Regions from separate parts of the Homo sapiens genome. Here all the other regions are linked to region 3. A link is a loop called in an ENCODE intact Hi-C map of the cell type or tissue named here. Cell type or tissue: IMR-90. All regions are shown on one strand.

Evidence for each region. A loop is a pair of places that touch in the nucleus more often than their neighbours do. Peaks named below come from ENCODE experiments on the same cell type or tissue, not always from the same donor. Only the 100,000 strongest peaks of a DNase experiment are listed, where the experiment ranks them.
Region 1: a loop joins it to region 3, with 14 times the contacts of the local background. A loop is called at or near these places in 28 of 110 quality-filtered maps.
Region 2: a loop joins it to region 3, with 2.9 times the contacts of the local background. A loop is called at or near these places in 9 of 110 quality-filtered maps.

What each region holds. Positions count from the first base shown.
Region 1 is chr18:35,946,769-35,954,768 of GRCh38, reverse strand. It overlaps LOC105372066 (a long non-coding RNA gene), which reads left to right. Exons shown (of 4, transcript NR_188032.1): 3 at 1,970-2,091; 4 at 2,732-2,966. Among named protein-coding and RNA genes, the nearest start is that of MIR3929, 17 kb to the right of the region's middle. In IMR-90, a CTCF peak has its summit at 4,191 (motif pointing right); a DNase peak (open chromatin) is centred at 4,208; H3K4me3 peaks cover 605 bases; H3K27me3 peaks cover 650 bases.
Region 2 is chr18:35,699,025-35,707,024 of GRCh38, reverse strand. It overlaps GALNT1 (polypeptide N-acetylgalactosaminyltransferase 1), which reads right to left. Exons shown (of 12, transcript NM_020474.4): 10 at 4,030-4,128; 11 at 3,382-3,516. All of the region lies in intron 2 of LOC105372064 (a long non-coding RNA gene), which reads left to right. Among named protein-coding and RNA genes, the nearest start is that of MIR3975, 110 kb to the right of the region's middle. RefSeq lists an enhancer at 3,626-3,920. In IMR-90, no CTCF peak of the experiment used is centred here; no DNase peak of the experiment used is centred here.
Region 3 is chr18:35,405,020-35,413,019 of GRCh38, reverse strand. LOC105372063 (a long non-coding RNA gene) reads left to right here and starts at 3,946. Exons shown (of 3, transcript XR_935376.3): 1 at 3,946-4,347. In IMR-90, a CTCF peak has its summit at 4,957 (motif pointing left); a DNase peak (open chromatin) is centred at 4,949; H3K27me3 peaks cover 1,262 bases.

The DNA of each region.
Region 1 (8,000 bases), 540 kb before region 3:
TCTTTTGCATCTCAATTCTGCAAAAGCTGCTATAAACAACCATAGACAATACATAAATGAATAGGGGTGGCTGTTTTCTAATTTTTTTTTTGAGACGGAGTCTTGCTGTCTTGCCCAGGCTGGAGTGCAGTGACACGATCTTGGCTCACTGCAACCTCCGCCTCCTGGGTTCAAGCAATTCTCCTGCCTCAGCCTCCTGAGTAGCTGGGATTACAGGTGCGTGCCACCACACCCAGCTAATTTTTGTATTTTTAGTAGAGACAGCATTTCACCATGTTGTTCAGGCTGGTCTCAAACTCCTGACCTCATGATCCACCTGCCTTGGCCTCCCAAAGTGCTGAGATTACAGGTGTGAGCCACCACGCCCAGCCTAAAATTTTATTTTTGAGATTTGTCTCATATACCATAATTCAACAATCCCTGATCTATAGTGCTTTTAAAAGATATTGTATATATTTACTGGGTTTTTTTTTTTGGTCTAGTTATTCTATCACTTTTCAAGAGCAGGGTATCAAAATCTTTCATTACGAGTATGGATTTGTTTATTTCTCTCTTTAGTTCTGCTAATTTTGCTTGTTATTTTTAAACTCTGATTTTAGTTGCATAAACATATAGTCACTTCAGATTTCTTTTATTATTAAAAACACATAACACTACTCACAAAGATTAAGAATAAAAAATTGTATTTTAAAAATACATAACATTAAATTTATTATACTAACCATTTTTAGCTGTATAGTTCAGTAGTGTTAAGTTTATTCACATTGTTGTCCAACAGTTCTCTAATACTTTTTCATCTTGCAAAAATGAAACTCAACACCTGTTAAACACTAATTCCTCCTCTCCTCCCCCCAGCCTTTGGCAACCACCTTTCTACTTTCTGTTTCTATGATTTTTGACCACTTTAGATACTTCAAATGAGTGGAATCATACAGTATTTGTCCTTTAGTGACTGGCTTATTTCACTTAGCATAATATTCTCAAGTTTCGTCCATAGTGTAGTGACAACAGGATTTTCTACTATTTTTTTTTTTTTTTGAGACAGAGTCTCACTCTATCACCCATGCTGGAGTGGAGTTGCGATTCTCCTGCCTCAGCCTCCCGAGTTGCTGGGACTACAGGTGCACGCCACCGCGCCCAGCTAATTTTTTTTTTGTATTTTTTGTGGAGATGAGGTTTCGCCGTGTTGACCAGGCTGCTCTCAAACTCCTGACCTCAGGCCATCCACCTGCCTTGGCCTCCCAAAGTGCTGGGATTACAGGCATGAGTCACCGTGCCCGGCTGGATTTTTTACTTTTTAAAGGCTACATAACATTCCACTGTATGTGTACCACATTTTCTTTAGCCATTGATCTGTTGATGGACATTTGGGTTGCTTCCACCTCTTGCATATTTTGAATAATGCTGCAATGGACAAATGGATATGTAAATATCACTTTGAGATCCTGCTTTGACGTTTTTTGGATACATACCCAGAAGTGGGGTTTGCTGGGTCATGTGGTAATTCTATTTTCAATTTTTGGAGAAACCTCTATACTGTTTTCCGTAATGGCTGCAGCATTTTACATTCCCACCAGCAGTGCACAAGGGTTCCAATTTTTCCACACCCTTGCCAACACTTGTTATTTTCTGTTCTTTTGATGATGGCGCTTCTTGTGGGTATGCAGTGATATCTCATTGTGATTTTGACTTGCATTTCTTTTATGATTAGTGATGTTGATTATCTTTTTGTATGCTTGTTGGCCACCTCAGGTTTCTTATTCTTTCTTTTTACACAGTGTATCCTTTTCTATTCTTTTACTTTCAACCTATTTATGTTTTTGCAGTTAAGAGTCATCTTTTGTGGATAATATACAACCAGGTCTTGTTTTTGGTTTGTTTTAAATCCAGTCTGACAATCTCTGTCTTTTTATTAGCATGTTTAGTGTATTTATGTTTAATATAGTCCTTTTATTTATTTATTTTGAAGACAGAGTCTTGCTCTATCCCCCAGGTGGGAGTGCAGTGGCATGATCTTGGCTCACTGCAACCTCCCCCTCCTGGGTTCAAGTGGTTCTCCTGCCTCAGCCTCTCGAGCATCTGGGATTACAGGTGTGTGCCACCACGCCCGGCTACTTTTTGTATTTTTAGTGGAGATGATGTTTCACCATGTTGGCCAGGCTGGTCTCGAACTCCTGGCCTCAAGTGATCCACGTGCCTTGGCCTCCCAAAGTGTTAGGATTACAGGCATGAGCCACTGTGCCTGGCCTAATTTTTTGTATTTTTGGTAGAGACGGGTTTTCACCATGTTGGCCAGGCTGGTTTTGAACTCCTGAGCTCAATCGATCCACCCACCCCGGCCTCCCAAAGTGCTGGGATTACAGGTCACCACACCTGGCTATATTTAATATAGTTATTGATGTTAAGCTGCGACATATTTGAGGGATCAGAGGGTAGATTCTGGTAGGCAGCTTAATGGCTACCTGAGGATGTCCACGTCCTATTCCCTGGCACCTATGAATACGTTACCTTACATGGCAAAAGAGATTTTGCAGATGTGATTAAGGTTACTGACTTAAAATGGGGAAGATTATCCTATCCTGGATAATCTAGGTGGGCCCAATCTAATCACACAAATCCTTAAAAGGGGAGAACTTTTCCAGGCTGGGTCAGAGAGATGAGATGGGAGGAAGAGGACAGATTTGAAGTGTGAGAGGAACTTGACTGATAGTTCCCGGCTTTGGTTTTGAAGATGGAGGAAGGAGGTCCCAAGCCAAGGAATGCAGCATGGGCCTCTAGAAGCTGGAATGACCCTCACCTCACGGCCAGCAAGAAATCAGGGAACTCAGTCTTACCCGAGTGAGCAGGAAATCGATTCTCCTCTGCAGCCTCTATAGAGAACACAGCCTGTCAACACCCTGATTTTGGCCCAATGAGCCCTGTACCTCCAGAAGTGTAACGTAATAAATTTGTGTTGTTTTAAGCTATTAAGCTGTGGTTAATTTGTTATGGCGCCAAGAGAAAACTAACATGACACATACTTCTCTATATATTCTTCCCTTCTAGAATTACCTCTTCCCAATTTTCCTTTTTTTTTTTTTTTTTTTTAGACAAGGTCTCCCTCTGTCACCCAGGCTGGAGTGCAGTGGCACTATCTTGGCTCACTGCAGCCTCCACCTCCTGGGTTCCAGCAATTCTCATGCCTCAGCCTCCCGAGTAGCTGGGATTACAGGTATCTGCCACCATGCCCAGCTAATTTTTTGTGTTTTTAGTAGACAGGATTTCGCCATGTTGGCCAGGCTGGTCTCGAACTCCCGGCCTCAGGTGATCTGCCCACCTCGGCCTCCCAAAGTGCTGGGATTACAAGTGTGAGCCACCACTCCTGGCCCCAATTTTCCAATTCTACTAGTCTCAAACTCTGTTTTCTGTCCACTTCAAGTCAATCAAGCGATGGCTCTCTGCAGCTGGAGCTGCTCACTGATTGGGGGTTGCCCTCATGTCAAAAGCCATAAACTCACAAATCCCAACAATTTTCATTCATTTTTCAAGGGTGGTTTTCCTACAGTTTCTGCCTTCTTTTGATCAATCTCTAATACCTTCACACATTATTTTAAAAATGCTTTGCTCAGATTGTATAATTTTTATTTTATTTTATTTATTTTTTTTGAGACAGAGTCTTACTCTGTCGCCCAGGTGGTGCACCACCTCGCCCACCTAATTTTTTTCTCTTGTTTGGTATTTCTAGTAGAGACGGGGTTTCACCATGTTGACCAGACTAGTCTCAAACTCTTGACCTTAAGTGATTCGCCTGCCTTGGCCTTCCTAAGTGCTGGGATTACAGGAGTAAGCCACGGAGCCCAGCCAGATTGTATAACTTTTATCTGCAAGAAGATTAGTCCACCGTTACCAAAAGCTGGAACCTCATTATACTCTTCTGCCTACTTTCACGTTTGCAATTTTCCATAATTTAAAAAGAGAAAAAAAATTTTAAACGCTCTAGTGGGATGTTTTAATTTTACTTATTCTCATTAATCTGAAGCCTAAAAATGAGTTGCTATCTCTTAATGTGACAGTTGAAATAAAAGAAACGGAATAAAAGGGGGAGTTTTCGAAGCCTTTGATGGGGGAGGAAAGACCCCAAGCTTCTCTCCTTAGAGGGAAGGAATCCTTACTTACAGGTTAGTTCCACCACGTGCAGTTCCTCACAGTGACCAGCAGGGGGAAAAAGTAGTTTTGCGTTTCCGATGGATCCCTGCGCCCCGCTGCCAATTCCCCAAGCAAAGGGAAGCGAGGGGAGAGCGCGGAGCCCCCGATTAGCGTTCGGAGGAACTGGCCTAGAGGGGCCACTCGGAGCGCAAAGGCCCCGCGAAATAGAATATCTATACGCCCAGCAACCCTCCCTTTCGAGGCGCACGGAATAAGTTGGCTGGAACTCTCCGCTGACCGCTCCGCCTGGGACTCAGGGTTGCAGCCGCACAGAGCTTCCTCCGGGGCGCCCAGGGCGGCGCGAGCAGGAGGGGGACCCAGTGTGGCCGCGCCCGGGAACTCGGGGGACCAGGTGAGGCTGCGCCCGGGTCCCAGTGGGATCCAGATGAGCGTACGCCCAAGCCCGCGGGGGACCAGGTGAGCCCGCGCCCGGGTCTGAGTGGGATCCAGGTGAGCCAGCGTCCAGCGTCTCCAGGGTCTGGGGCAGGGTCGTCGGGCTTAGGACTCAAGCAGTCAGCGGGCAGAATGGGTTGGCGTGGAGAGCCAGACGCGCTCAGGATCCAGGCGATGGGCCTGGGCATAGCCGTGTCTGCAAGGGCTGTCGTCAGGGGATCGTCGAGAGGACCTGCTTCTACCTAGTGGATTCACAGTACTACCCATAAAAATAAACCCTGCTAATGAGACGGTGTGTGGGAAGGGGGTGGGAGCATGGTCATTTTATTAGAGCTGAGCATTAATAATTTCCTTGAGGACCTTGGGCAAACTCTTTGTTTTGAAGCCAGTGGAGGCCTGGGTCAGTGTCCCTGAGTTCTGAGTTAACTGCGTGGACAAATGATGAGAAACAGCCATCACTTTAGGGATGTTTTAAGAGAAAGTCGGTGTGTGCTGAAACAGTGAGTTAGAGAGACTGGGAACAGAAAGCAAAGACCAGAAAGACAAGAAGCAAACATATGGGAAGTCAAAAAAGGAAATTGCCTGGAAATAAAGCCAGATGGGTCTGGCAGGAGTGCTGTCTTGGTTGACATCTGTGGGACATGACCCTGGACAGATCACTGGAGTCAGAGGAGGTCATTAATTAAGAATCCGCTGGTTATCCTTGGTGTTTTAAGGTTACCACGGTAGAAATAGAAACGTGTGCAGCACATAGTCAACAAGTTTTGGCAAATGACCAAATAAGATACAAACATTTAATTGGATTAGGAGATCAGTTGCAAAGTGTTGTGTTTCTATGCCATGATGAACATTCAGAGTGGAATCTCTAGAAAAATGCTTTGTGTAAATGATTAGACTGTAGGGCTAAGGTGTTGCAAAACAGTACAGTAAGTTATTTACTCTTTTTTTTTTTTGAGACGGAGCCTCACTCTGTTGCCCAGGCTGGAGGGTAGTGGCTTGATCTCGGCTCACTGCAACCTCCGCCTCCCGGGTTCAAGCAGTAAATTATTTACTTTTAGTCTCAATAATACTGTGTGTATCAGTAATAATCTAATTACATTTATTTCAAGAAGGTGTCCATTTGTTTTAGACAGGTAATTACTAGTTTAAAATAGATGGGAATATAAAACATTCCGATAATTTGAAATATAGGCTAAAGTCAAGTAAAACATTTGCAAAACCATACATGAAAATGGTAAAATAAGAGCAGACCAAGTTCAGCTAGTTTTCAAAAAAATATAGAATGCCACTCTTTCCCCTGTTCTTGTACTTGAGGGTTGAGGAGCTGTTTGTTGTTGCAGGCTCACACCTGTGTGTCCGAGTCAGGCCTGCAAAACCTGTGTGTCCCACTTCTCAATTTACCCAGTTCTGGGGTCCTTCTCTGCACACCTGTGAAAAGACATCTTATTCTTGTGGTTTAAAACTTGCCGGCCGGGCGCGGTGGCTTATGCCTGTAATCCCAGCGCTTTGGGAGCCCGAGGCGGGTGGATCACGAGGTCAAGAGATTGAGACCATCCTGGCCAACATGGTGAAACCCCGTCTCTACTAAAAATACAAAAATTAACTGGGCGTGGTGGCACATACCTGTAATCCCATCTACTTGGGAGGCTGAGGTAGGAGAATCACTTGAACCCGGGAGGCAGAGGTTGCAGTGAGTCGAGATCGTGCAGTTGCACTCCAGCCTGGGTGACAAGAGCCAAACTCCGTCTCAAAAAAAACCCAACCAACCAGCCAAACAAACAAAAACTTGCCTATACTGCTTGGTGTTTTAAAAAATTTGGAAGGGGGAGGAAAAGACAGGTTATTCTTCCATGAATCAGACACAGCAACTGAACCTCAATTGTTGGGGAGGGATTGATTGCTGAATGAAAAAACTAGGTGGGAGGCAGGAGGGGGTGGATATGATGACCTCATTTGAACTTTGCATGCTATTTCTTCTTAAACGGTGAGGAGTTTAGAAAAAGTACTCAAGCTTAGTTTTGGCGGAAAGGCATTAATAGTATTTTCTCAAGCAGTGTTTGTACAGAATTATTAAGGAGCCCCCTAACATTTTCTCATAAGCCCCCAGGAACGGATTCCTTGTACCTCAGAGGCAAGGTACTTGCCAATAAGCCTTTAGCTTGAGGCTTGCTGTAATATATTTTATAAGACTGTAATGGAACTTAGCAATTTAATCAGAGTATGTGCTTCTCGTTATATTCTTAAAAAATACAACGCATCAGCAAATGTTGCATTATGGGCTATGAAATTCCTTCTGTTAGTTGTTCACATTTTAGCCTGTGCCCACTGTGTTTTGTATGATGGACAAACCAAATAATCATTATGTAAGTAAGGTAGAGCTTTATATTTTTTCCAATGTGTAAACACTCTGTAAATAGGCAGTCCTTGGTGGGTGTGGCAGCTCCCCTAGCTCATCAGGAACCTGGACTCCTCTCTTTCTTCTCTGCTATCCTCAGTGTGTAGTTCTCATCTTTCAGGCTGCCTGGTGGTTGCAAGATGACTGCTGAAGTTCTAGTCATGACACTCATGTTCTAGGCAGGAAGTAGGAAGAAAGGGAGAAGGTAGCTGAATACAATTTAACAACTTCCATTTAAATTTTGTGGTAGAATGTCTGCAAAGATGGCTGCCAATAATTTTTGTAGGCTTAAGTCATTTTTTCCTGTCAAGAGGTATAGTCTGTTTCTCTTCTCCTTTAGTCAGGGCTGGCCCTATGACTTGCTTTGACCAATAGAATGTATTGGAAGGCCTTGCTAGGCTTTGCTGCTTCTGTTTACCCTCTTGGGATCCAGCTGCCATGTAAAGAAGCTTAGACTAGAATATATATATATATATATCTGGAATACAATGGTGTGAACACAGCTTACTGCAGCCTCAACCTCCCAGGCTCAGGTGATCCTCCCACCTCAGCTTCGATAGTAGCTGGGACTACAGGTGCACTTTACCATACTCAGCTAATTTTTTGTAGAGACAGGGTTTCGCCATTTTGCCCAGGTTGGTCTTGAACTCCTTGGCTCAAGTGATCCACCCACCTCGGCCTCCCAAAGTGCTGGGATTACAGGTGTGAGCCACCACAGCTGGCCCAGAGTAAACTATTGAATAATGAACAACTATGTGAAGAGAGGCCTAGCCAGTCCCCAGCTATTCCAAGTACCCCAGTTGAGGCATAAGTCACGTGTATGAAGCCATCTTGAGTGTACCAGTCCCAGTCAAACTCCACTTGATACCATGTGGGATGCAAGAACCACCCAGTTGAGCCCTGTCAACTTATAGAAATGATCAGAAATAGTAAATCATTGCTGAATTGTGCCGAAACACAATTAATTGGCTCTCCGCCTCCAAATACCAGATGGTCAAGAAGTGAAGTTCATTAATTGGGCTCTTTG
Region 2 (8,000 bases), 290 kb before region 3:
ATACTATCTGGCTGCTCAGAGACCTTGGGCAATTAATTTCCTTGGGAAATTAATTCTGAGTTTCAATTTCTACTTGTATAAAAAGTATCCTGGGTTTAATTTCTAGGGTTGCTTTGAAATCTAAGAATTCATGATTTTAGATTACAGATAATGGACATAAGTATTCTGTTATTTTTCTAGACTGTTAAGTTTTCAATGGATGGAGGCAGGACGATTCTGATGGGCTGTTCCCCTCCAGTGCTTTCCCTGTAGTCTGCTCAGGCTGTTGGACCTGCATTGCAACTCAACTTCTCCCTCTGCCCAGGGAGAGGGAGGTATTCCTTTTACAGATATTGGCCCAGAAAGTGCTCCCTAACAAACATCCTGAATGCTCAACTTTATCTTCGAGTCTGCTTCTGGGAGAAATCAATCCCCAGCATTAATGTTTTATCTCAGCAGGAAAAAACCTTGCAAAGCGATCTAGAAGTTTTAAAACTTCACACTCATAACTGGCTCTTTTTTTTAAAATTTAATTTTATTTTTTGAGATGGAGTCTCACTCTGTCGCCCAGGCTGGAGTGCAGTGGCGCGGTATCGGCTCACTGCAAACTCCGCCTCCTGGGTTCACGCCATTCTCCTGCCTCAGCCTCCTGAGTATCTGGGACTACAGGTGCCTGCCACCATGCCTGTATGGTGTATTTTTTGTATTTTTAGTAGAGACGAGGTTTCACTGTGGTCTCGATCTCCTGACCTCGTCATCCGCCCACCTCGGCCTCCCAAAGTGCTGGGATTACAGGCTTGAGCCACCGCGCCCGGCCGGCTCTTTCTAAATACTCTTATCTCCAGCTTCTTACCTGTTTCATCAAACATTTACTTTTGGAATACTGTTGTGGTAGACTGTGTAGGTTGGCTAGCCAACAGTCTTTCCCAATCCCTCTATCTCTTGGCCATCTCACACTCTAACGACTAGAAAACCAAAGACTTGCTTTCCCAGCTTCCTTTGCAGCTGGGGGTCACCATGGGATGTTCTGGTCCATAAGACATAAGCAGAGCCTGCTAAGGGGGTTCCAGAAAAACCTTTTACTTTGCTAATAAAGAGCAACACATGTGGTAGTGTACCATTCCTCTTTCCCTTTTCTTTCTGCCTGGAGTTGGGATGCGATAAAGCTGCAGCAACCACCTTGTGGCCACAAGGAAAAGCTAAGAATATTACAACAACGTTATCCCTGACATCACTATGCCACTGAATTTACTTACCTCTAGACTTATGTAAGAAAAATAAATCCCTATTTGTTTTAGCTATAATAAATAGGTTTCTAAAAATACTGCCTAATTAATATACTGTCATTTTCCAATAAACTTAAGAGGTTTTTCATTTTTAAAATTTTGTGGTTGTCACAATGGCTATGGGGTGCCACTAGCACTTACTATCTGGAGCCAGAGATGCTACATACCCTGCAATGCATGGGGCAGTCACACCCAAAATGGCAGTGGCACATACCATGGGAAACCCTAGAACAGAGCATTCAGGCCATTTCCAATGGCCATATTAACTGAGCTATTATTATAGGTAATATCATTTTTTCTATAGCCTGACATTGTGAAAGGAGACCCAGGATTTATAAAAGATGATCTCTGTCCTCTAGGATCTAACAATCTAATAGTGGAGAAAAGATTGCTAGATAAATAACTACAAACAAGTACAGCTTTATAGAGGTCAGAGATGACTGTAATTAAGATTGACAGAGTTAATTTCAGGTTAGGATTCATGGAAGTGATGTCAAAGCTGGGTTCTTAAGAATGGGTAAGGTGTGTCAGGCAGAGGGAAGCATATTATCTTAGATGTGAACTAGGAAAGTATAAGGTATGTTCAGAGAACAGCATATTGATGATTAAAGTAGACCATGGTTGGTGTATGACACAGTAAAGGGAGGAAAGATGGCCAAAGTCAGTAACTTGGGACAACATTTCCATTTAAGGAGTAGGACGAAGAAGGAGAGAGAGCCAGGCCAACAAAAGGAACAGAGAGCAAACTAAGAGAAGAACCTAAACAGTAGTGCATCTTATGGCCAAGGCATAAGAGGATATGAAAATATCAGGCCAGGCTGGGTGCAGTGGCTCATGCCTGTAATCCCAGCACTTTGGGAGGCCGAGGTGGGCAGATCACCTGAGGTCAGGAGTTCAAGACCAGCCTGGCCAACATGGAGAAACCCTGTCTCTACTAAAAGTACAAAAATTAGCCGGGCATGGTGGCGGGCACCTGTAATCCCAGCTACTCAGGAGGCTGAGGCAGGAGAATAGCTTGAACCAGGGAGGTGGAGGTTGCATGAGCCGAGATTGCACCACTGCACTCCAGCCTGGGCGATAAGAGCGAGACTCCATCTCAAAAAAATAAATAAATAAAATAAAAAATAAAAAAAAATAAATTAGAAAATATCAGGCCAGATATGATGGCTCATGCCTGTAATCCCAGCACTTTGAGAGACTGAGGCGGGTGGATCGCTTGAGCCTAAGTGCTCAAGACCAGCCTGGACAACATGGTGAAACTCTGTCTCCACAAAATTACAAAAATTAGCCAGGCATGATGGCGTGTGCCTGTGGTCCCAGCTCCTCTAGAGGCTGAGGTGGGAGGATAGCTTGAGCCTGGGAGGTGGAGGTTGTGTGAGCTGTGACTGTACCACTGCACTCTAGCCTGGGTGACAGAGCAAGACCCTGCCTCAAAAAAAAAAAAAAAAGTCATCTGTTTAGTGGCACTAAATGCCTTACAGAAGTTAAGCCAAATTAAAAAGAACCAGAGAAAGAAATATTGAAGATGTTGGTGCTGGTTCCAGAACCTGGCAAAAGCACAAGTTGAAAAATTAGGCAAATAGGTGGAAAGAGGTTTACCACGGATGCTTTAATTGAACTAATACCTTTTAAGTACTTCCATGTGAGCCCATTTGATGGTGGTGGAGAGAAAGGTTCCAGACAAAAGGAAAGATAAATAGGAAAGGTTCTGTCATATATGTCACTGGGAAATCATCACAAGCCAGAGAACTTTATTAATTAAAACTTATCTTTCACTGAAGTGTTTAATTAAGTAATTTTAAAAGCCTACTTTCTGCCTCATTTCTCCCAAACTAGACTATAGAACTTGAAGACATACAGAAGGAACAGTGGCTACTCAGTAAACAAGGACCCAGGGATTGGAGGCAACTGTGATTTTATAAGACTAAAATTTAATTATTAGGGAGATTAAAACACATTTATTTTACTTATTTTTCCCGCCTGTCAATATTTAGTGTATAAGACAAGTTTGATCCATATTCAAGGTCCACAAGAACTCATTCCTTTAGATATAAAGTATATAAATATACCCAGTGACACACATAATTTTATTACTATAGGCAACTGCATAACTTACCACTGGGTCATACTCCCAGAGTTGGTTGCCTTTTAGGTGGTGGCATTTGAGCATTGTAACTGGGCCATTAAGTTTGGAAACATCCAAGCAAAGGTCATCTGTTCTAATTTCTTTGTTGGCAGTATAAGAGAAAACCTGGAAATAAAAATGCACACACATAAACAGAAAAAATAAATTAGTCAGCATTTTAAATGCCCAATTAGCTGTCAGGGAAAATACAAGTATTTCAAGGTACATGATTTATGTACTTTATTAAAGTAATGAAGAATAAAGTGACTCAGAAAAGCTACCACTAATTTACATTGATGTTATGTTACTCATTTTCTTGCTTACAAGCTGAAGCAAAAATGACCTTGAGCTCTCTGTATACACTGAATGTATTGTCAAGGGTTGTCATCTGTTTGAATAAAAAGGGCAAAATAAATTTTGTGCTCAGCAATGTAAACATAGTTCTCACAATGGGCCTTTCACAAATGTTTCATTAAAAAAAAAAATCACTGGATTGAAAGCTTCCTTCACCTAAAAGTCTTTATTATTTTCTCTTTAAAGGAAGGAAAATATTTCCTGAATGATGTCATGGTATAAAAAAAAGGCAAAGTAAAAACAATCTGAAAATTATCCCTTTTAAGAGTTTTCTAAGATACTCACCTGATTACCCCCCATACCATGGCAATTAAAAATTCCAACTTTTTCATTCTCTTTTCTAGCCATGTTATCTAGACACTGATTCGTTTCCACATTTCGTATCTATGGGACAATAAATAATGAAAATATCAGGAGTTGGAGAAGTTAATTAGACAGACAGATACACACACATATACACTAAATATCAACCTAAACTTTCCCTGGCCCTACTCTGAAATGGCCTATTGGCCTATCGCTGTCTGAGTATCTAAAATTCATTGGTCTAGAAAGGTCTTACAACTGTTTATGTAATTTTCTGTGTTTATGGGGGAAAATCCTTACAATTTCTTTTTTCATTTTTTTCAAGTTATTCCTTTCAAATTTGTATTGAGTTCAACAAACTCTACTTTGGTTAATGATTTAAAAAATTAACTCCCTGATGACACTATTATCAATCAAGACAAGAACATTAATTCTGATAACTACTCTGATGACTTAGGAGAGACTAAGATGACTCTAGTCAAAGAGCTTGGAACTTGTCTTACCTGGAAGCTTAAGCATAGTGTGGTACAAACTCTACTCTTTCACTAGACATTTGTGGATTACATAAAAGGAATTTAAGTCAGTCATCAGAATTAGGAGGAATATTTTAGGTAATGCCCCTTGATATTTTGTTTCCTCTAAACTGTTGCAGTTTTAAAAGCATATGGTAAATTAACAGATGTTTGAAAGTCTTAAATCTATTCCTATGTACGGTACTGTCAGCAGGTTAAGCCAGAAGAGAAACTACATCTGTCATGTCATGTAGACTTTTTAAAAAAGGTAACTAATTTTGTGTGATAGATAAAGTAGGGGTAAAGTTAAAACCACAAAAAAGCCAGTTACTTCTATAAACACATATACAGTCTGCATATTATTCCAATATTCCCAAGCAGCCAGGAATAAAAACCAGGGTTCTGACATAGAAGACTCAGGTTTAAATACAAGTTACCTAAACCTTTTGAGATCAGGAACTGGGGGGGTAATGTCAGTTCTATGCTAATGTCAGTTCTGTGCTGATGCTATGTAAGACAATGTATCCAGGCACCTAATTCAGAGTCCAGCATGAACAGGCTCAGAGACAGTAATAATCTGCACTGTCACTTTATCACTAGTCACATCCATCTTGCTATTCCACCAAAATCTCAAACTCGGTTCGTTCAAAACAGAATTTCTCAATTTTCTAATATGAACACTTAATCATCTTCACATTTTAATACGTCCCCACCCCATCCCCTCTTGAGAAGTGCTACCTAAAACAAACCTCATTATCATTTCTCCAAAATTTCCCGTTTTCCTGATATCCCTATTTTTATTACTATTCCCACAACTTGTCCAATTATTCAAGCTAGAAATTTCAAAATGTTTTTTTCTCAGGGTCCAATACATTATATGTTTCCAAGAGTTCTTTTACCACATAATTTACATCATCATTTTTTATCCATTAATTGTGAAACCTATTCCCTCATAAATAGGTTGTGTTAGGTTGTATAAAAGATTTTATGGTAAAATACCAATTTGCATAAAGCACACCTTCCTTCATCCTGGTAGGTGATCAATTAATACCAGACGATGATGGCTATCTCACTTGAAAAAGAATTTCGCTCAGATTGGGCCAATCACAGTGACCCATGTCTATAACCCGAGCACTTTAAGAGGCCAAGACAGTAGGATCGCCTGAGCCTAGGAGTTCAAGACTTGCAACATAGCAAGACCTTGTCTCTACAAAAAATAAAAATACAAATCTTAGGCATGGTGGCTCACGCCTGTAGTCCCAGTTATTCGGGAGGCTGAGGTGGGAGGATCACTTGAGCCCAAGAGTTCAAGGCTGCAGTAAGCTATAATTGTGCCACTGCACTTCAACTTAAGTGACAGAGCAAGGCCCTGTCTCTTAAAGAAAAAAAAAAAAGTTCATATTGTGATAAAGATGAGTATTTATCTCATATATTCACAAAAAATAATTATTTCCTTATACTTTTGATATAAATTATAAACTCTCCAATCCTGTTTTCCTCTATTTCTTCCCCCAAATGCAGATGTAAATAAAGGTGGCTAAAGAAAGATGATAAATGCCACAGGAATTATTAGATTAACACCAGTGTTATCTTCAGCTTCTCTCGCTCTCATATGGAATGGCCATTTGCTTAAATAATTGCCTATCTTTTACCAAAATTCAAAACAAAAAATGCAATTCTTGGCGGGGCGTGGTGGCTCATGCATGTAGAATCCTAGCACTTTGGGAGGCCGAGGCAGGAGGATCCCTTGAGCTCAAGAGTTTGGGACCTACCTGGCCAACATGATGAGACCCTGCCTCTATTTTGTAAGAGATTTGTACATAACAGCTTATACCATCCTTACAAGATTCCTATAACTAATTCCTGACATGCGAGATCTGGGCCTCTATCCTTTGGGGTTACTACTGACCATTAGATGTTGAAAGTGGAGTTTCTCCAAGGACTGGAAACCACTGCTTCCCATTAGCTGTTAGAGTGAGGAGTAACTAAACTGCATCAACAACATATGGTCAGTGAGGCCCAGGTGAGGTGGGTGGCATGGTCAGAGACCCAGATTCAGGCTCCTGGTGGCGCCTGGAGGCACTCCTCTGATGTAAAGGGGAGAAACTGGAGATTACACTTCTGAAAGAGCACAGCTATGATGTTAGAGTCCCTAAGTGAATTTCACATTAGAGGACAGAGGATTCTGTTTGGCTCAACAAATATGTGGCTTCTTTGTAGCTGAAGGGACATCTGCTCTCCAGGTGGGTCCCTCTATATACCGCCTGGCTAGAGAATATAGAGTTTTCAGAGAACATTCTTTTCTGTGTAGTGATACATGTGGACTACCTCATCTATGGGGTGTGTAAGATGTTTTCCTCAAGGACATGGAAAATTAGGTTGACTATGGGGTAAGTTTTGTCCTCTAGGATTCTAGGAGGGAGAGGACCACCTAATAGGTTTGTTTGCCGGGAGTTAAGTTTGAAGAGCCTTTGGAGAAAGGGAAAATGAGGAACAAACATTTTCTAGGGATGCTGAATCAAATGTTCAAAATTGTAATTCCATATAGCTTTAAGACTATATAACCAATTACCAGCTTTCTAATGAGATGTGGAGGGTAGAAAGGGTGACAACACATACTTGTTTCAAGTTTATACTGGGATGAAAATAGGTATTTGGGTTGGTTATTCAAAATCTGACATTTGAAAAAATTTTAAAACAGCAGAATTTGGAAAATATAGAAGGAAGAGAAAATACATTCAAGAATTGAGGACTAGCTCTTAAGGATGTTCTAGGCAAATGTCTTATTTGTTGGACTTCTAAAAAGAGTGAGAACCTTCTGATAAGGGGTATTTTGAAGTTTAAGGAACAAATGGGCTAGATTCTTTCTGGAGTCTCCCACTCTTCAGAGGATTTTATCCCATTTCTTGGTGTACACACAGTCTACAGCTAACTGCTCAGTGGTCTTATTACACTACCAATTCCTTTAGTTCACTCCTTTCAAGTCACCTCTTGACTATCCTGGAAAGAGAAAAGCAAGAAGTGAGCCTTGTTTGGTAACATATTCAGTAGTCATCAGGACATCTAACAGCAACTGAGATTCTAAATTATCAGGAACCCTTAAATAAAAGGCAGATTTGATATGGGAAAAGAAGGGAGCTTTTCTTGGTTGAAGTAGATACTCCTGAATATCAATATGGTCCTGATATTCTCCTTAACCAAGTAGGAAGGTATCTACTGACAGGATGGCTTGGGAATTTGATATGATACATCCCTATGAATTATGTTATGATAATTCCAAATTATTTCAGAGTAGAGAGAATTAGAGGGGGCATACATTAGTTATAAGATTTGAAAACAATAGATTTGACAAGGCAAATATGACCACTTCAACTTAGGACCTGGGAAGGAGAAATGAGTGAAATGACAGGGTAGCAGTACATGATACAGAGACAGATGGGT
Region 3 (8,000 bases):
GTGCTTCTAAATAATACAGGCACTCTCTGCTGCCCAGCCTAGACTCTCTTGGGGCAGAGGTTTGTCAAAGAACCACTAGCACTGTGGTATGCATGTGCTTAGGTGCCTGCTACCATCGTGTCAGAGGGAGAAACCTGAGCAAGTCCCTCCATGCAGTCTGACTAGATTATTACCTTGGCTTTAACACACTACAACCAAGGAGCATTTAAAGAAAAAGCAGGCTTCCTGTCATGCTCAAGCCTCATTCATCATAAGAACACTCCCTCTGCAGTTATTGCCCCATCTCTTCCTGCCCTTTCTTGTCCAGATTTCTTGAAAAAAAAAAACTTGCTTCCTCCTTGTTCTCACACCTGGCCCAGCTGCAATCTGGCTTTTACTTCCTATCCCCAGCCTTTCACAGCATCTCTCCTTGGCCCCTGCAATCACCTTCAGGCCTCCTCCTGCTTGCACCAGCTGCATCTGCTGCAGCAGACCCCACCTTTGTTTTTTGCTTCTCTGCCACTCTTTCACTCTCTCCGTCCTCAACAAACCTTTAGTGTCTAACTCAAGGCCTGACACACTCCCCTGATTTACAGAGTCTTCTCCTTCTTCACTCCCAATCCTCCAACAGGAGAGGAGTCATCAAAGCCATGGGAGTCAAAGGTTCTCCTGAAAGAAGAAAAAGGAGTGAGGACAGAGCCCCCAGGACCTTCAACAAAACAGGAGGGAAGAGAATGAAGTCAGCTAGAAGAGAATGGGGTCACTAAGGACATGCCTACTGCACAGAATACAGAAAATGTAAAATAGGCAAGATTCTTGTCTACAAATTATGATCACATCTGATATTCCATGCAAGCACAGAGCAATATGTCAAACCAGAATGCTGAATAAGATTTCACTGTCTCAACATTGCTAAGAGGAATATGACATTAACATATTGAAACTCTCCTCCACTGTGGGAAAAGAACCATGCAGATGTGTTGGTTCCAATTTGCTTACACACATGTGTGTAATACAGACAAGCAGCAGAAGACACTATCCTCCTATGGCGGGTTTAATCACCAGAACCTATTAACTACAATTTTGTCCAATTGCCAGTCTCAGCCTGGAAATCTTCTCCCTTTCTGTCAAGACTTTACCCTCCTTCCCAGCTCAGCTTGAAGCTGCCTTTCCCAGGAAGTCTTCCACCAACCCCTGTGCATCCCTTATGTGTGAATATTCACACTTCACACTGTGTGACTCAGGTGACTCTTAGACAAGCCTTCTGTCTTCTGTAGGTCTGGAAACTTCTCGGAGGCAGGGCTGATCCCTCAAGGCATCCAGCAAAGCACCTCCCCGACCATGAGCACTCGATGAGTATTTGTGAACTGAAGTTTGTCTGAAGTTCCTGCAGGAGGGTGAGGATTACTGCAGAGGGGTGCCATTGCCGAGGCTCACCCCAGCCTAAGCCACCCATGAGCCACAAAATGCCACTAGAGATTCCTGGTATGGCACCTTCCTAGCCCCTGCACCAAGCAAATAATTCTGTACTTTAAATAAAGGAGGGACGGCTGAGGGAGAATACTTCAGGCCCTCCCTGTCTACTTCTGCAGCACTTCCCAGCCCAAGAGCCCTTGGAGGGCATTTGTGACCTGGAGCATTAGGAGGGTCAGTCTGTCTGGGCTGAGTAATGGTCCAGGCCCTGGTCAGCTCAGGCTGTGTGTGTGTGTGTGTGTGTGTGTGTGTGTGTGTGTGTGTGTGTGAGAGAGAGAGAGAGAGAGAGAGAGCGCACGCGCTTAGTAATCAGATAATTCCGGTCATTCCAACCATCCAAATCCCTTTCTGATCCATTTCTCCTCCCTCCCAGTCGAGCTTTCTGAAAACCTCACCGCGCATGACCCTCCACTTGGTGACTCTACCCCCTTCCATCTCCTCCTCCTCATTGCATGGTGACTCGCACCTGACCAACCTGCTCCTCTCCACCTTCTGTCACTTCAGCACCGTAGATGCACCACACACTCTGGTTCCCAGTCCTCTATCATGTTGACAACCATCCTCTCCCTCCTCAACACCTCAGCTACTGACACCCACAGCCTAACTTCACAAGTAAATGCACCACCTTCAACAGCTTGCTTGGGAGCCTGAAGCTCGGTCATCATAAGCCCCCATGGTTCTTGCTCACTATAGAATCCTGGCTCCAACTCCTCCATTCACTGGGCGTGGTCTGTAGGGCCAACGTCTCACTTTCTTCCTCATTGGGCTAGCCCCACTTGCTTTCCAATGACCTTACCTACTTTGCATACTTTGTCTTCACTGGGGCGAAACGTCAGCACTGGTTAACCAGAACCATCAACCCCATCAGACCTGAGGAGCAGGTGCTGAGGGACAGCAACGTCACAGCCAGGAAGACCCTTCCGAAATGTCAGATGAGCAGCAGCCCTACCCTGCAGGCTCACCACAATCCTTGGACAAGTTCACACTCCTCCCCTAAATGGTCTACTTCCACCCTCCCCTTTCTCAAATCCTCTCTCCCACCCACCTCAAGCTCTGCAGAGACCCACTGTTCCTGGAGAAAGGTAGAAGCAAAGTCCCTCACTCCTAGGGGTGGTGCTGGAACCCTCTTGGGCTCAGGATCTTGAACCACAATAAAGCCCAAAGCCATTGCCACCCCTCCTAGCCACCCCATGAACTCTAAACCTCAGCATGCGTTGCCAGCCTGGCCTTTATGTGGAGCAAAGGGGCTTCATGGAAAGTGATGAGAAAGCATCATTCATTTCCCCTACAGTGGGGTTAGTTCTTCCCTTTTCCCTCCTCTGCATGGCAGGCACCCACTGCAGACCAGCCACCTGCAGGGAGACGCGTCCTGATACATTTCTCTCTTTTCTTCTCCAAGCTCTTTTGTTTCTTCAGCTCCACCCTTTGCTGTGGGTTTTGGCCACACCCAGGGTGGAGCTAAGGAGGGTGGGGCAGCAGGATTCTCACATAACTTGGAACTTTGTGATGATCTGGAATCAGCCCTCTCTGAAGCAAGTTCTTTCCTCCCTGTAAGGAACTTCGTAGGTTTTTTTCAGAGACTCCTTAGTCTCTGGGGCTCTCTTTCCAGCTGGTCACTCAAGACACCTTCCTGAGCCTTTATATGATGAAGGAGCCTCAGACTTACTGTGCTGCGGAGTTTTGCTCTTCAGGCAGCTCTCTTGGGTGGGATATCAAATGACCCCAGCCAGCTTTCTCAGTGGAGCCGCCCAAATCAGGTCCTTGGGAAACACTCCCACGTTCCCTTTGCCCCTCAAGGTATCATGCAGGCCCCTCCCAGCAACCCTCTCAAAAACCTTCTCACCACTAGCCTTTTCTCAGCCTTTGAAACCTCTTTCTAGGTCAAAGATAGGAGGCCAGCTAGGGTCACAAAACCAGTCTTTGGCAGCCTCCTTCATAAGGGAGTCTCGAGCATGACTTGGGAATCAGCCCGTATCTATCCTTCAGCACCCTTTCAAAATCCTGCAGTGCCTGGTTGTGTGCGCGATGAAGTTTAGTGCTTCATGGCTGCTGTGCTTCTAAAGCAGGAAGGCAGCAGAAAGCAAGGAAACACTCATCCTAAAGGGGAATACACAACCTGATAATTTAACATTAGCAAAGGTTCGACCCACTCCTCAGGCCCAGAAAGGCTGCCCCATTGCAGGCTGTATGGGATTTTACACCACAATAGAAATGAATATATTTGTATACACCAGGTGTATACAAATAACACCCGTATGGTGCCCCCTGGCTCATATTAATGTCTAGAAACCTGCATGTGAGAAGAGGTGGTGATGATGACTGTGGTTTGGCTGGGCTGTGCACCCCACTTGCCTGGGGAGAGCTTTCCAGATGGTGAAGCCCCTGCACCCATCAATCAAGGTGCAGTCTGAGAACAGAAACCACTTGTTCTTTCAAGCAGAGAAGGATTCAGGGCAAAGAACTATTTACCAAGGTATTGCAATGGCTGGTGGGTGTGGCTGGAGGGGTGCCAGAGGGGGAAAATAGAGGAGGGTTAACTAGAGATGAAGAAGTCATTACCGACCCGGCTGGCCCCAAGCCTACACCAGCTACCCGTTGCCCCGGGAGCCAGAGGCTGCTGCTGTGGCCAGCATGGACAGCACTAAACCAAAGCCGCCTCTGTTCTCCACTGCTGGCAGGACCAAGCTGAGACCAGGACCAAAACTGTGGGATGTGTTGGCCACATACTTCCAGCCCCACAGCACACAGCAGGCATGGAGGGCGGGTACAGGGCCCAGCAGGACAGAAAATCTGCTGGAGCAGATTCCTGGGAACAGCGTGTCCCTCCTCTTCAGAGGTCTCCTCTTCTTTTCTGAAGCTTTACAGATAGATTATAGAAAATGACCAGCATGCATGGTAAGTCATTGACAAACTCAGAAAAAAGATCTTGGAGGAGACTCTTGGAGGTCACTCAGTCCCCCCTTGGCAATCCCTCTAGAGTTTCACAGATAAGGAATTAATAGTAAAAATAATAATAGTTACTTTTTTTACATATAAAATATATGTAATTTTATATGTAAAAATTTACATATAAAATATTTCTTAGACACTTAGGGAACTCTACCTCATTTATTTCCCAGGACAATCCTATGAGGTGATTACTCTAATTGCCTTTATGTTACAGATGAGGAAACTGAGACTCCAAGAGGCCAACTCACTTGCCTCAGATGCCCTGGCCAGGAGGGGACAGCCTCAGCAGGACAGTCCATGCTAGATGACCCCTGGTCTGGCATGATTTCCATTACGCCAGTGCATTGCATAGCAGACAAGCTCAATCGGAAATGCTCTCCTAGACCCAGGCTTAGGGTCTGAAAGGTGGTTACAGACCATTACAGACCACTTTTCCACTTTTCAAGTTGAAAAGAGCCATTGCTTTGAAAATACTTGTGGATTAGATTGAAATGCCAACGGCAGAGTATGAAGACCAGGCCACAAAAGGAAAGGTTCATTCACCTTGCGCCCTCTTGTGGAGAAGAAGGCAAAGAATACTATAATACTACCTCAGAAAACGGGAATTTAGTTCATCCTCTTCCTCTAACATACAGTTGCAATACAATGTAATGATATGTCTTCATCATAGTATGATTTTGCAAATTTTTTCACAAATGAACCAGGTAGATTGTATTGTATAATTATTTTTCCTTGTCTGGAAACATCCTTCTGTGTTTTTGCTCCTGAAAAATCATAACCTTGCTTTATTTTTTTGCTTAGTTTTCTAGGTACTTATCAAAATTAATGCTTAAAATCTCTACTGAAGCTGTATGGTCCTCTCAATATTGTTAAACAAGTCTGAATTCTCCAATAATTCTCCTTCTGAAAAATTACTGGAGTTATTCTCAGTGCTACTGCTCAAATTGAGACTACTTTTTCATTTGTTGCACAGCTAACATCCTGGAATTCCACATTTGCATGTCTTTTGATAAATAAAAATCCCAATTTTTAATAAGCTGAATTTATCATTTTTTCTTTCCCTTTGAGATTAGAGTTTTAGTGTCATATTTCTAAAATCTCTCCCTATCCCAATATCTTGAAAATGTTTTTATATTATATTCCATCATCTTTAATATTTTGCTTTTTACAATTAGGTTTATAATTAACTTGAAAATGATTTTGTGTATGGTATGAAGTAGGGGTCAATTTTATTTTCCATTTTCCATTTAGATAATTGATTCAGCATCATTTATTGAAAAAAAAACTTTCTCCCACTCTTCTGCAAAGATCTTTGTGTCACATGTCAAGCCACCCATGTATGTATGAATCTTTTCCTGGTACCTTTAATTTCTTCCATTGGTATGTTTATTTGTCTTACATTAACACCATACTTTTTTAGTTATTACAACCTTTTAATGAATCAATGAATCTTCTTTTTTTTTTTTTTTTTTTTTTTTGAGATAACAGGGTCTCACTCTTTTGCCCAAGCTGGAGTGCAATGGCACAAATATGGCTCAACCTCCTGGGCTTAAGCAGTCCTCCGGCCTCAACCTCCCACGTAGCTGGGACCACAGGTGCATGCCACCATGTCTGGCTAATTTTTAAAAACTTTTTTTAGAGACAGGGTCTCTCTTTGTTGCCCACGCCTGTTTAAAACTCCTGGGCTCAAGCAATCCTCCTGCCTCAGCCTTCCAAAGTACTAGGATTGCAAGCGTGAGTCACCACGCCTGGCCCGTTTAATGAATCTTGATAACCAGTAGAGCAAGTCTTATCACCTACATTCTCCTTTCAAGAGTGTCTTTGCTCTTCTTAACTCTGTATTTCCATATAAATGTTAGTATTCATTTTTCAATTTCCATAAAAAGTGTTTCAATTTTTATTGGGATTACATTAAGTCTACAAGTTAATTTGGGAAAAATTGCCATTTTTACAATATTAGGTTACGATAGGTTACAATTAAGGTATAATCAGTCCATGAATATGGAATTCACTCCAGTTATTTAGGTCTTCTTTAATGTGTTTCAGTAAATTTTTTTTACTGGTTTCTCAATAATTTTATCCATAAATATTGTTTTATAGGCTCTGTTCATTTTTTTAATTGTGTTAAAATATACATGACATAAAATTTACAATCTTAACTATTTTTAAATGCACAGTTTAGTAGTGTCAACTACATTCACATTGTGCAAACAATCTCCAGTACTCCTGTAATTCTGCAAAAGTGAAACCTTATACCCATTAAACAACTGCCCATTGCCACCTCCCCCTCCGCCCAGTCCCTGGCAATCACCATTCTACTTTCTGTCTCTATGAATTTGACTACTCTAGGTACCTCATATAAGAAGAATAATTCAGTGTTTGTATTTTTTGTGATTGGCTTTTTTTCCCTTGGCATCATGTCCTCAGGATCACCCATGGTGTACCATGTGTCAGAATTTTCTTCCTTTTGAAGGTTGAATAATAGTCCATTATACTAAATACCATAGGTTGTTTATCTACTCATCCATTGATAGACATGTGTGTTGCTTCCTCCTTTTGGCTATTGTGAATAATGCTGGCTATTGTGAATAATGCTGCTACTAACATGGGTGTCCAGATATTTCTTCAAGATCCTGCTTTCAATTCTTTTGGGTATATACCCAGAAGTGGAATTGCTGGATCATATGGTAATTTTATTTTTAGTTTTTTGAGGAACCACTGTTTTCCATAGCAGTTGCACCATTTTACTTTTCTATCAATAATGCACAAGAGTTCCAGTTTCTCCACATTTTTGCCAACGCTTGTTATTTTCCAGTTGTTTGCTTTGGTTTTTTGCTAGTAGCCATCCTAATGCATGTGAGGTGGTATCTTGTGGTTTTGATTTTCATTTCCCTAATTAATGGTGTTTAGCATTTTTTCAGGTGTTTGTTAGACCATTTGTATATCTTCCTTGGAGAAATATCTACTCAAGACCTTTGCCCATATTTTAATTGGTTGTTTGTTGTTGTTGCATTGCAGTTCTTTATGTATTCTGGATATTAAACCCTGTCTGAAATGATTTGCAAATATTTTCTCAAGTTCTATAGGTTGCCTTCTCACTCTGTTGATTGTATCCTTTGATGCACAGGAGTTTTAAAGTTTGATGTAGTCCAGTTTATCTATTTTGGCTTTGTTGCCTGTGCTTTTGGTTTCATATTGAATAAATCATTGCCAAATCCAATGTCTTGAATATTTTCCCCTGTTTTATTCTGAGAGTTTTATAGCTTTAGCTATTGCATTTAGGTCTTTAATTCATTTTAAGTTAATTTTTGTATGATGTGTAAGGGTCCAACTTTATTCTTTTGCATATGGATATCCAATCTTCCCAGCACTATTTGTTGAAAAGACTTTCCCCACTGGATGGTCTCAGCATCCTTGTTAAAAAGCATTTGACTATGTGTGGGGTAGTTTGTTTCTGAGCTCTCTATTCTATTCCTTTGGTCTGTAGGTCTGTCTTTACACCAGTACCATACTGTTCTGATTACCGTATTTTTGGAATAAGTTTTGAATTTAGGAAGTATGAGACCTCCAAATTTGTTCTGTTTCAAGATTGTTCTCAT